3 separate regions of the Homo sapiens genome follow, and all the other regions are linked to region 3. Evidence: chromatin contacts called from ENCODE Hi-C or POLR2A ChIA-PET data. All regions are on one chromosome and are shown on one strand. Each heading gives the region's core, a stretch centred on a gene start or an enhancer-like site at or near the end of the contact. The rest is flanking DNA. Distances are from core to core; before and after follow the strand shown.

What was found. Hi-C counts contacts between places; a loop is a spot of excess contacts on that map. ChIA-PET counts read pairs that join two places held with the same protein, here RNA polymerase II (POLR2A). Pooled maps may share reads with other maps.
Region 1: a map of natural killer cell shows a loop between it and region 3 (26-fold over the local background). The contact joins the promoter of CHIC2 here to the promoter of SLAIN2 in region 3. A Hi-C loop is called at or near these places in 1 of 168 maps with a recorded cell type or tissue (natural killer cell), 1 of 37 single-sample maps with no recorded cell type and 8 of 50 pooled maps.
Region 2: a map of naive thymus-derived CD4-positive, alpha-beta T cell shows a loop between it and region 3 (12-fold over the local background). The contact joins the promoter of TMEM165 here to the promoter of SLAIN2 in region 3. A Hi-C loop is called at or near these places in 1 of 168 maps with a recorded cell type or tissue (naive thymus-derived CD4-positive, alpha-beta T cell) and 7 of 50 pooled maps. POLR2A ChIA-PET finds 5 or more read pairs at or near these places in 1 of 52 experiments (OCI-LY7).

Annotation. Positions count from the first base shown.
Region 1 is chr4:54,063,297-54,065,996 of GRCh38, forward strand. It overlaps CHIC2 (cysteine rich hydrophobic domain 2), which reads right to left and starts at 1,309. Exons shown (of 6, transcript NM_012110.4): 1 at 886-1,309. The coding sequence starts at 1,004. RefSeq lists an enhancer at 717-1,217 and silencers at 1,017-1,146, 1,377-1,616.
Region 2 is chr4:55,394,676-55,397,375 of GRCh38, forward strand. TMEM165 (transmembrane protein 165) reads left to right here and starts at 1,282. Exons shown (of 6, transcript NM_018475.5): 1 at 1,282-1,721. The coding sequence starts at 1,515. RefSeq lists silencers at 1,088-1,287, 1,488-1,957.
Region 3 is chr4:48,340,267-48,342,966 of GRCh38, forward strand. It overlaps SLAIN2 (SLAIN motif family member 2), which reads left to right and starts at 1,263. Exons shown (of 8, transcript NM_020846.2): 1 at 1,263-1,862. The coding sequence starts at 1,474. RefSeq lists enhancers at 684-803, 1,210-2,123 and silencers at 954-1,293, 1,434-1,743.

The DNA of each region.
Region 1 (2,700 bases), core at 59-2,558, 5.7 Mb after region 3:
AGAGTATCAATGTAATACATCAAGTGGTACAAAACTGTGGACTTCATAGTGAAACATTACAAAACTTCCTGCTTCCGGACAGCTCATTATTTGGTTCAAGGCTTCACATTCCTTTGTCATGGTCTTTCCGAAAGCTTTCATTCCTTATTAATATCAGACTTTTAATGTTACTAGTGGGACTTTCCAAATTAACAAGCCCCAAGTTCGTGCCCCAAGGAGGAGCTTCAGGACTACAATTTTCCCTCAGTAACCTGAGCAGAGTGTATGTCCCTCACGTAGTTGTTGTTGTTGTTGTTGTAAACATATTTCTTTCTGTATATCTTAAATTTGTGTTCAACTATATATTTTTATCACGTACAATTACAAGAACTTGCATTAGTTCTGCGGAAATTAGTGGAAAAACTGGGAGACCTGTGGGTATGTGTGAAATAGACACGAAACGGAGCTTCGCTGCCAATTGTCACTGGGGTCTCACACGGCCCAGATCTGGCCTCTGAGCCATGTCACTGGGTGCAAAGGCACAGACAACCACAGGGTAACTGGGCGAGAAAACAAGGAGGCTCCCTGTCAATACACGTACTTCCACCCTGAAGAGGAAGGGTGGCCCGCAGGGCAGACCCTAATGAAAACCCGTGCCTACTGGGATCGTCACATCGCCCGGGCCTGTAGGGCCTGCTAAAGGGGTGTGTGGAGGAGGAAGGACAGCGTCCGTCCCCACTTCGGAGACCCAAACAAATGAAAATAAGCCAAGTTCTCACTTCCTGGTTGCCTACTCTTTCGGAAGGCCCCCGACACCAGACGGACACAGGGGAAACGGGGCTCCCGTGGAGTAACGGGGCCCACCCCAGCCCGCACCTCCCGCCCTCGCCCTCCTCCGGGCCTTACACGGTGACGTGACCGGAGCCGCGGACGACCACCGGGTCCGGCGAGTACTTGAGCAGCTGCTCCTCCAGGGCCCGCTCCTCGTCCTCCTCTTCCTCATAGATTTCGTCGAAATCCGCCATCCTGAGCCTCCGAGCTCCCCTGCCCAAAGGGCCTGACTCCCGGGGTTGGCGCCGGGGTACCGGCGGGCGAGGCGGCGGAGGCTGAGGGGAGTCGCCGCTGCCGCCGGCTCCGAGGCCGCGGAGTTCGCTGTCGGCTGTCTCGGCTCCGGCTACAGAGGGGATGGGGTCTGGACCGTCGCCGCCACCGCCGCCGCCATTACCATCAGCAATAACAACAACACAATGTCAACATCCGCCCAGAGGCCGACACCTCCACAAGCACAGACGCCGCTGCCGCCGCCGCAGCAGCAGCAACTCAGGAAACCACAGCAACAGCCCGAGCCACCCGCAGCGGGAGCAGCCGGCTACGGCATCGCGAGACTTCCCGGGCCAACGGGCGGGCGGGCGCGTGCGTGGGCGCGTGGGCGAGCGGACTGGCTGGCGGGCGGGCGGGCGCGCGCACGTGCGGCCTCGCGCGCTCCCAGGCCACCGTCTTTCCTCTGCTTCTACCCGCAGACGGCGACCGGGGCGCGCGCTCCCGCCGGCGGGCCCCCCTCCGCCGACTTCTGGGTGGCGGACCCTGGGGGCGGCGGCTCCGCTGACTGGAGGCCGCGACCCGCGACTCCGACAACGCAGCTTGGAATGTCCAGTGGGACATGCAGTTCCCCAAAGTCATCTCTAACCAAAACAAACAACTGAAAAGAAAAGCCCTGGCTGGAATAGACACATTTTTGTGCGTGTCATTGCCAGTTTATCTAATAATCGCATCTCGCTTTTCCTCAGGTTTTGAGTCTATGATGAGAACCAGAGTCTCTTTTTTCCCAATTTGAGGAGTCCAGCAGAGACACTGCAAACATTTGTGCTCACCACAGGATTTTTCAAGACATCTCCAAATTCAAACATCTTATCCCTTGATCCCCTTAAGTATAATCCAATATATGAGGCCAGCGATGCTGGTATTTTTTTTTTTTTCTTACAAGAAATCTCACCGTAGTCATGCTATGAAAAAAAACTGATAAATTACCTGGATTCCATATTAGAAGATGCAGTTTCTTGCCCCAACTCTCTCACCAAACATAACCTGGTTTTTGTTGTTGTTTCCTTAAAATCTTAGGGAATTCCTTTCCTTTTCTTACCAGTTCCTACCACAAAAAAGACCTGAAAGAAAGGGCAGAGGAGAGGAAGAAAAGGAGGCAGGAAGGAAGAAAGGATAGAAGGAAGGACGAGAAGAATGAAAGAAGAATGGGAGAGAAAGAAAGAAGGGGAGGAAGGAAGGAAAAGGTTTAATGGAGTCTACTTAGCTGCCTAGTAACAGTTGAACGGTCACTTTGGGTACTTGGTTTCATTAAGCATATAAACAGCACAGGGGAAGGAGTGGGCTTCTGAGAAGAGAGTCCTGGACAGTGAGGATACACCATGGGAGAAGAAAGGATAGTTCTACTGAGCCCAGCGCTGGTCAGGCTCTTCAAGTGCAGTGTTCATGTCACAGTAGTCGGCTTTAGATGGGTCACTGTTGACGTGGAGAAAGTGCAAAGGAGGTCAATGAGGACAGTGAGAGATGCCAACCTCCTTTTGGAAACAACTGAAGGAAATGAGTGTGGTTAGCCAAGAAAAAATGAAGGAAAAATACAGTAGTTGTATCAGACTTATTGTATCCCTCCCTGGAGGGTATTTGTTCATTCAACAAATATCTACTGAACTCTAGCTATGTGGCAGG
Region 2 (2,700 bases), core at 32-2,531, 7.1 Mb after region 3:
CAACATGGAGAAACCCCATCTCTACTAAAATTACAAAGTTAGCCGCGTATGGTGGAGCATGCCTGTAATCCCAGCTACTCGGGAAGCTGAGGCAGGAGAATCTCTTGTACCCGGGAGGAGGAGGTTGCAGTGGGCCGAGATCTCACCATTGCACTCCATCCTGAGCAACAAGCGCGAAACTCCGTCTCAAAAACAAAAACAAAGAAAACAACAAAACAAAAAAACAGACGGAAATTTTATTATCCTGTGACAAACACTGTATCTTTGGTGAACTCAAAGTAGGTTTGCCCACTTTCCCACAGATTGTTTTGGTGGATTAATTTTTTGTTTCAGTTAGTGATAAACTTCCTTAGCTCTTTACTGAGTACAGGTTTACTGTATGTAAATATGTATAATATTAGATTAGTGCCTGGCACATGGTTAGCACTATCGATTTTTATTAGGGACTAGGTCTCAAACTTATGGTAATTAAGTAGCTCACTTTTTCTTTTGGGAAGACGTAAAAATATTCTCAAGCCTAACTCAAGACCATCCTTTCCTGTCTTCTAGTCTTGCCCACTCAAAGCTCCATCCTGCAAAAGTCTTAAACAGTCCATTTCAAAAGCCCAGCATTTTTAAAGGGTCTAAGGAATAGCACAAAACAAGATGCACCCAAAACGTCAAGGCCATACTGGACAAGGGCAACGTTAGCCATTTTTGGTCTGGGGTAATTATAGGCAGTATCTTAAAACAAGGCTTGAAAAATGTCATGTTATTTCCAAATCCCATTTCAGAACTTTAAAAAAAAAATAGCATTTTGAGCTCCTAAGAACGTTTTTGGCGGTAGGTGGCCACATGGAGGGTGGCACAGAGGCTCGGCGGGGGAGAGCGGAACAGAGCTGGGCGTGGCAGTGCCTGCGAGTCAGCGCCACGTAACCAGAGGCGCTCGCACTAATTTGACCTCTAAGAGAGACTAAGCGCAGGGAACAGCGGGTGCGGACATTACGGCGGAAGGCTCTGGAGGAAGCAGAAGTGAAGGACCTCGCAGTCCTGGGACGGTGGGGCACAGAGAGAGAAAGGGAGCCCCGGGCGCGGCGCGGTGAGGATGCGAGCAGAGGAAGGACACGCGGCGCCGGGTACCTGCCGGGAGCGCCGGATCCAATGGGAGGAGGGCCCGCGCCGCACCTCAACCTGGCAGAGGACGTCACGACGCCAAGGCGGTCGCCGGGCCAATGGGAGGCCGTCGCGGGCAGGGACGGGGCCGGGAGGAGTCGGGGCTGGGCCGCGCCGAGGCAGCTGGCTGACTCCAGTTTAGCCGCCGCCGGAGAGGACGGGCGCCGAGCCGGGGCTGCGGACTTCGGCCTGCCCCTCACCTCACTCCCGCTGCTTGCACCTCCCGGATGGTGCTGACTGCTCCCTAAGCGGCGGCGGCGGCGAGTCGTGAGGACGCGCCGCGGAGGCTGTTCGGGGTCGAGGCTTCCCGTCGCCGGCACTTCCTCTTGCGGCGCCCGTGCGCGGCCGGCCCGGCAGGCGGGATGGCGGCCGCGGCTCCAGGGAACGGCCGCGCATCGGCGCCCCGGCTGCTTCTGCTCTTTCTGGTTCCGCTGCTGTGGGCCCCGGCTGCGGTCCGGGCCGGCCCAGATGAAGACCTTAGCCACCGGAACAAAGAACCGCCGGCGCCGGCCCAGCAGCTGCAGCCGCAGCCTGTGGCTGTGCAGGGCCCCGAGCCGGCCCGGGTCGAGGTGAGCGGGCCGGGATGGGGCGAGCGAGGCTGCAGGGCCGGCTGCGCCGAGTACCAGGCTCCAGGCCTTTGAAAGCGCCGCACTCCGCCGGCCTCGGCTGGGGGAGGGGAGCCCGGCCCCTGCTCCCGGGGTGGAGGGCGGTCGGCTGCGCTGTTTTCCGGTGAGGCCTGGTCTTGCCCGCTCCTTTAGGGAAAGGGAGAGGGAGAGTCCAAGAGGAGCCCGCTATAAACGTTGATCTCCGGAGGGCCAAGATGCTGCTCCGGGATGGGCGTTTTATTGATCAGATGTGTCTTAGAGTAGCTAGAAAGACTCATCCCTACCAAAAAGTTTTTAACAGAAGGCTGCTAGGAGGCTTTTTGTATTCCCTGAGGATCATCACATCGGCCATTTCATTGTTGAAATAGCTTATGCCAAACTGCTTACCCAAATTCAACTTGGCACTGCCTGTGCTTTTTGCCAAATATGGATTATGAACCATGACTCTCACTTTTTAAAAATGTGCTTTGGCTAGCAGGAAGTAGCCTTTAGGAACGCAGAGGAATTAGTCTCCGGCAGTACAGCGTGCTGCAGCGATGTGGGATGCCAAAACTACATTTATAAGTAAAACAGAATCCTGTATTTTGTCCTTCCCTGAATAGATACTAGAAATCAACTTTTTAATCTGTTAATAGAATTAGTCCTTAGTCACTTGGCAGCGTTTTAACATTTCTCCCTTCTCCCAGTCGTGGGCTTTGTCGTCATTTCCAGTATCTGCTCCCTGAATCCCGGCCAGTGTGGCACTCAAACCCCCACTCCCACCCAGGCCACATCCAGCCCATCTCCACGTAACTAATCTTCCCGAACATTGAATTCTGCCATCTTGTCAGAAGTCGTCGGTGAGTTGCCTCCACTAATTTCAGTCCAGCCTTTTTAGGAGAGTGATGTTCAGGTTTCTTCTGATCTGGCTCCAGCTCACCTCCAGGCTTTTTAGCCACCGCTT
Region 3 (2,700 bases), core at 13-2,512:
ATAATTAGATCTTTGTGGAATTGTTGGGAAGAGGTTTCCTGAATGAGAGAGTATGGGATTTAAGAAAAGAATCAGATATGGCAGGCGGAGAATATGGCACTAGAAAAGCTAAAGGGTAGAAGCAAGTCAGTCATGGCATGAGTCCACACTCAGGTGTAACAGGACTGGATCATTGTTATTAAACTAAGGGTGGAGGCGGCAACTGAAGAAAAGCTGCAAACACAAGCCAAAGCCGTTCACAATTGACCTCTGAAGACCAACGACTGTGATAATGTGATCAAAACAAAGCATTTAAGTTTTGTTTAGGTTTCCTGCCGCATTCTAAAGGCAGACTTCACATTCTTACAATTTTCTTCATTCTTCAGTATCTGTCAGCGTGTTTAACTACTTTTAACATACAACTTTTAAAAAAGTCAAGACACACTACGAGGAACTTTTTCCGAAGGAAGTGATCCAAAGAACAGAGTGTGAGTCAATAAACGGAGAAAGGGAGTAGAGAAGCGGTTTACTATCCCCCGCTTCCGCCCCAGTGTGCTGTAAACTTTAAGTCGGGAAAACTATGTTTTAACCGATGAGATAATGCCTTTAAAAGTGCTTAGCACACTGTCTGGCCAGTAGGAAGCACTCAAGAAATTATGATTATTTTGACCTTAGACCTCTCTTAACTGTCTGAAACTGGGGTTTCTTATTTTCAGGGGAAGAAACAGGACACAGGCAGTCTAGAGGCTCCTGCCAGCCGAGACAATCTCCAATTAAAAGTCGGCATCGATTAAATATTTGCTGAACAAAGTAAACTGTCTCTCCACCGCCGGGCTGAGCGCCCACTCGAGATCCGGCCCGGAACAAGGGCGAGACTGGCCCGCGGGTCCCACACTCCCTGTAAGGGGTGGAGAACACGCCCACACGCCCAGACCAACAGGCGAGGCTGTTCGAGGACCTTGTTAGCCACCTCAGCCCCGCCCGCCGCGAGCCTTCTGCTGGCCTCCCGTTCTGCAGGGACCCTCCCTAGCCAGCCCGGCCGCGTCCCACATCCGCCGACACGCCCCTTCCGGCCTAATCCCCGCCCCTCAAGCACCGGCCCCGCCCCATAGGCCCCGTCCGTGGCCCCGCCCCGCCGCGAGCTGGCGCCGGGTCCTCTCAGCGCCCGCCGGCGGCCGCGTCCACCCCCGACGCTCTGAGGTCACCGACTGGGCCGGCCCGCGGGGGGCGGAGGGACGGAGGGAAGATGGCGGCAGGGGCCGGATATTGGCGCCGCCTCCCCCAATCCCGGAGCCGGCGCAGATGAGGCAGTTCGGCTGGGGCCAGCGGCGCTTTGGAACCCGAGGTGGGGGGACCCTGGCGGTGGGGCCTGGTCCTGCTATATGCCGGCGCCTCGGCTAGAGTGAGCGGCGGCGACGCCTCTTTCCTCCGTCTCTTTCCCTGTCGCTGCGAGAGCGAGCGGGCGGCGGAGGCGGCGGCGGCGGCGGGGCCGGGATGGAGGACGTTAACTCCAACGTGAACGCGGACCAGGAGGTGCGGAAGCTGCAGGAGCTGGTGAAGAAGCTGGAGAAGCAGAACGAACAGCTGAGGAGCCGCTCGGGGGCCGTGCAGGGCGCCGGCTCCCTTGGGCCCGGCAGCCCGGTTCGGGCCGGCGCGTCCATTCCCTCCTCCGGCGCGGCGTCTCCTCGGGGCTTCCCCTTGGGCCTCAGCGCCAAGTCGGGCGGCGGGCCCGGGTCGGGCCCGAGGCGGACGAGTAGCGAAGAGCTGCGGGACGCCACCTCCTTGCTAGCGGCGGGCGAGGGCGGCTTGCTGGACGAGGTGGAGCCGCTGCGGCCCGACGAGCTGGAGCGCCTGTCAGGCTGGGAGGAGGAGGAGGAGAGCTGGTGAGCGCGAGGCGCCGGGCAGGAGCTGGGCGGGGACGGGCCCGGGGGCGGAGAGCGTCCTCTGAGGGTCCCTCTGGTCGGGCGCCTCGCTTTGTGTAGCCGGGTCCGCTCTCCTGTGGCGACTTGTGGTTTTCTTGCTTTGGCAGAGGGAACGTCAGCTGGAGTTGGGGGTTCGAGGCGTGCGCAAGTAACAGGGTTGTAGCTCGTTGTCCTTTGGATTGTGGACCTTCTGAGTGCTGGACCCTATTGGGGTCTGTGGGTTGGGGCAGCTTGAGAAGGGCTGTTCGCCTGGGGAGGAGTCGGAGGTGGGAAACTGCTTTGTAGGCAGGGATCCTGCTTTGTGTAAGATACTGGCTTTCGGATGGTGGCCCTGGGCATTCTGGATGTAGGAGAGGGGTCTGCTTGATGAGGTATCACCAGGTGTGGGGGTCAGGGGCAGACCAGAGTCGTCTACGTCTATGCAGCGGTTGGTGTTTGGGACCCATTTCTGGCGGGGATGGGGAGACCGTATGAATCAGCACTCCCCTTTGGGTAGTGGGGTAAACCTTGCTTTGTGTGAAGAGAGGGCAGAGGATGGTGCTGCTTTTTTTTTTTTTTTTTTTTTTTTGTTACTCTGTGTGAAGAGTCAAGGGTGGAACGAGCCCTGGCTCTTATTTTCTAAAACAAGAATTGAGTCTGGCGTTTTGCAGAGCTCTGAATTGACAGTTATCACATCCATCTTTCATTTCCACGTCCTTCTAGGGGCAGAGAAAAAGAGTCCTATTTAAAAATTTAAACCAAAGCTATATTGTCATAAGCCACTTCTTGATGAAATTGTGGCCCCCCCACCTTAATATCA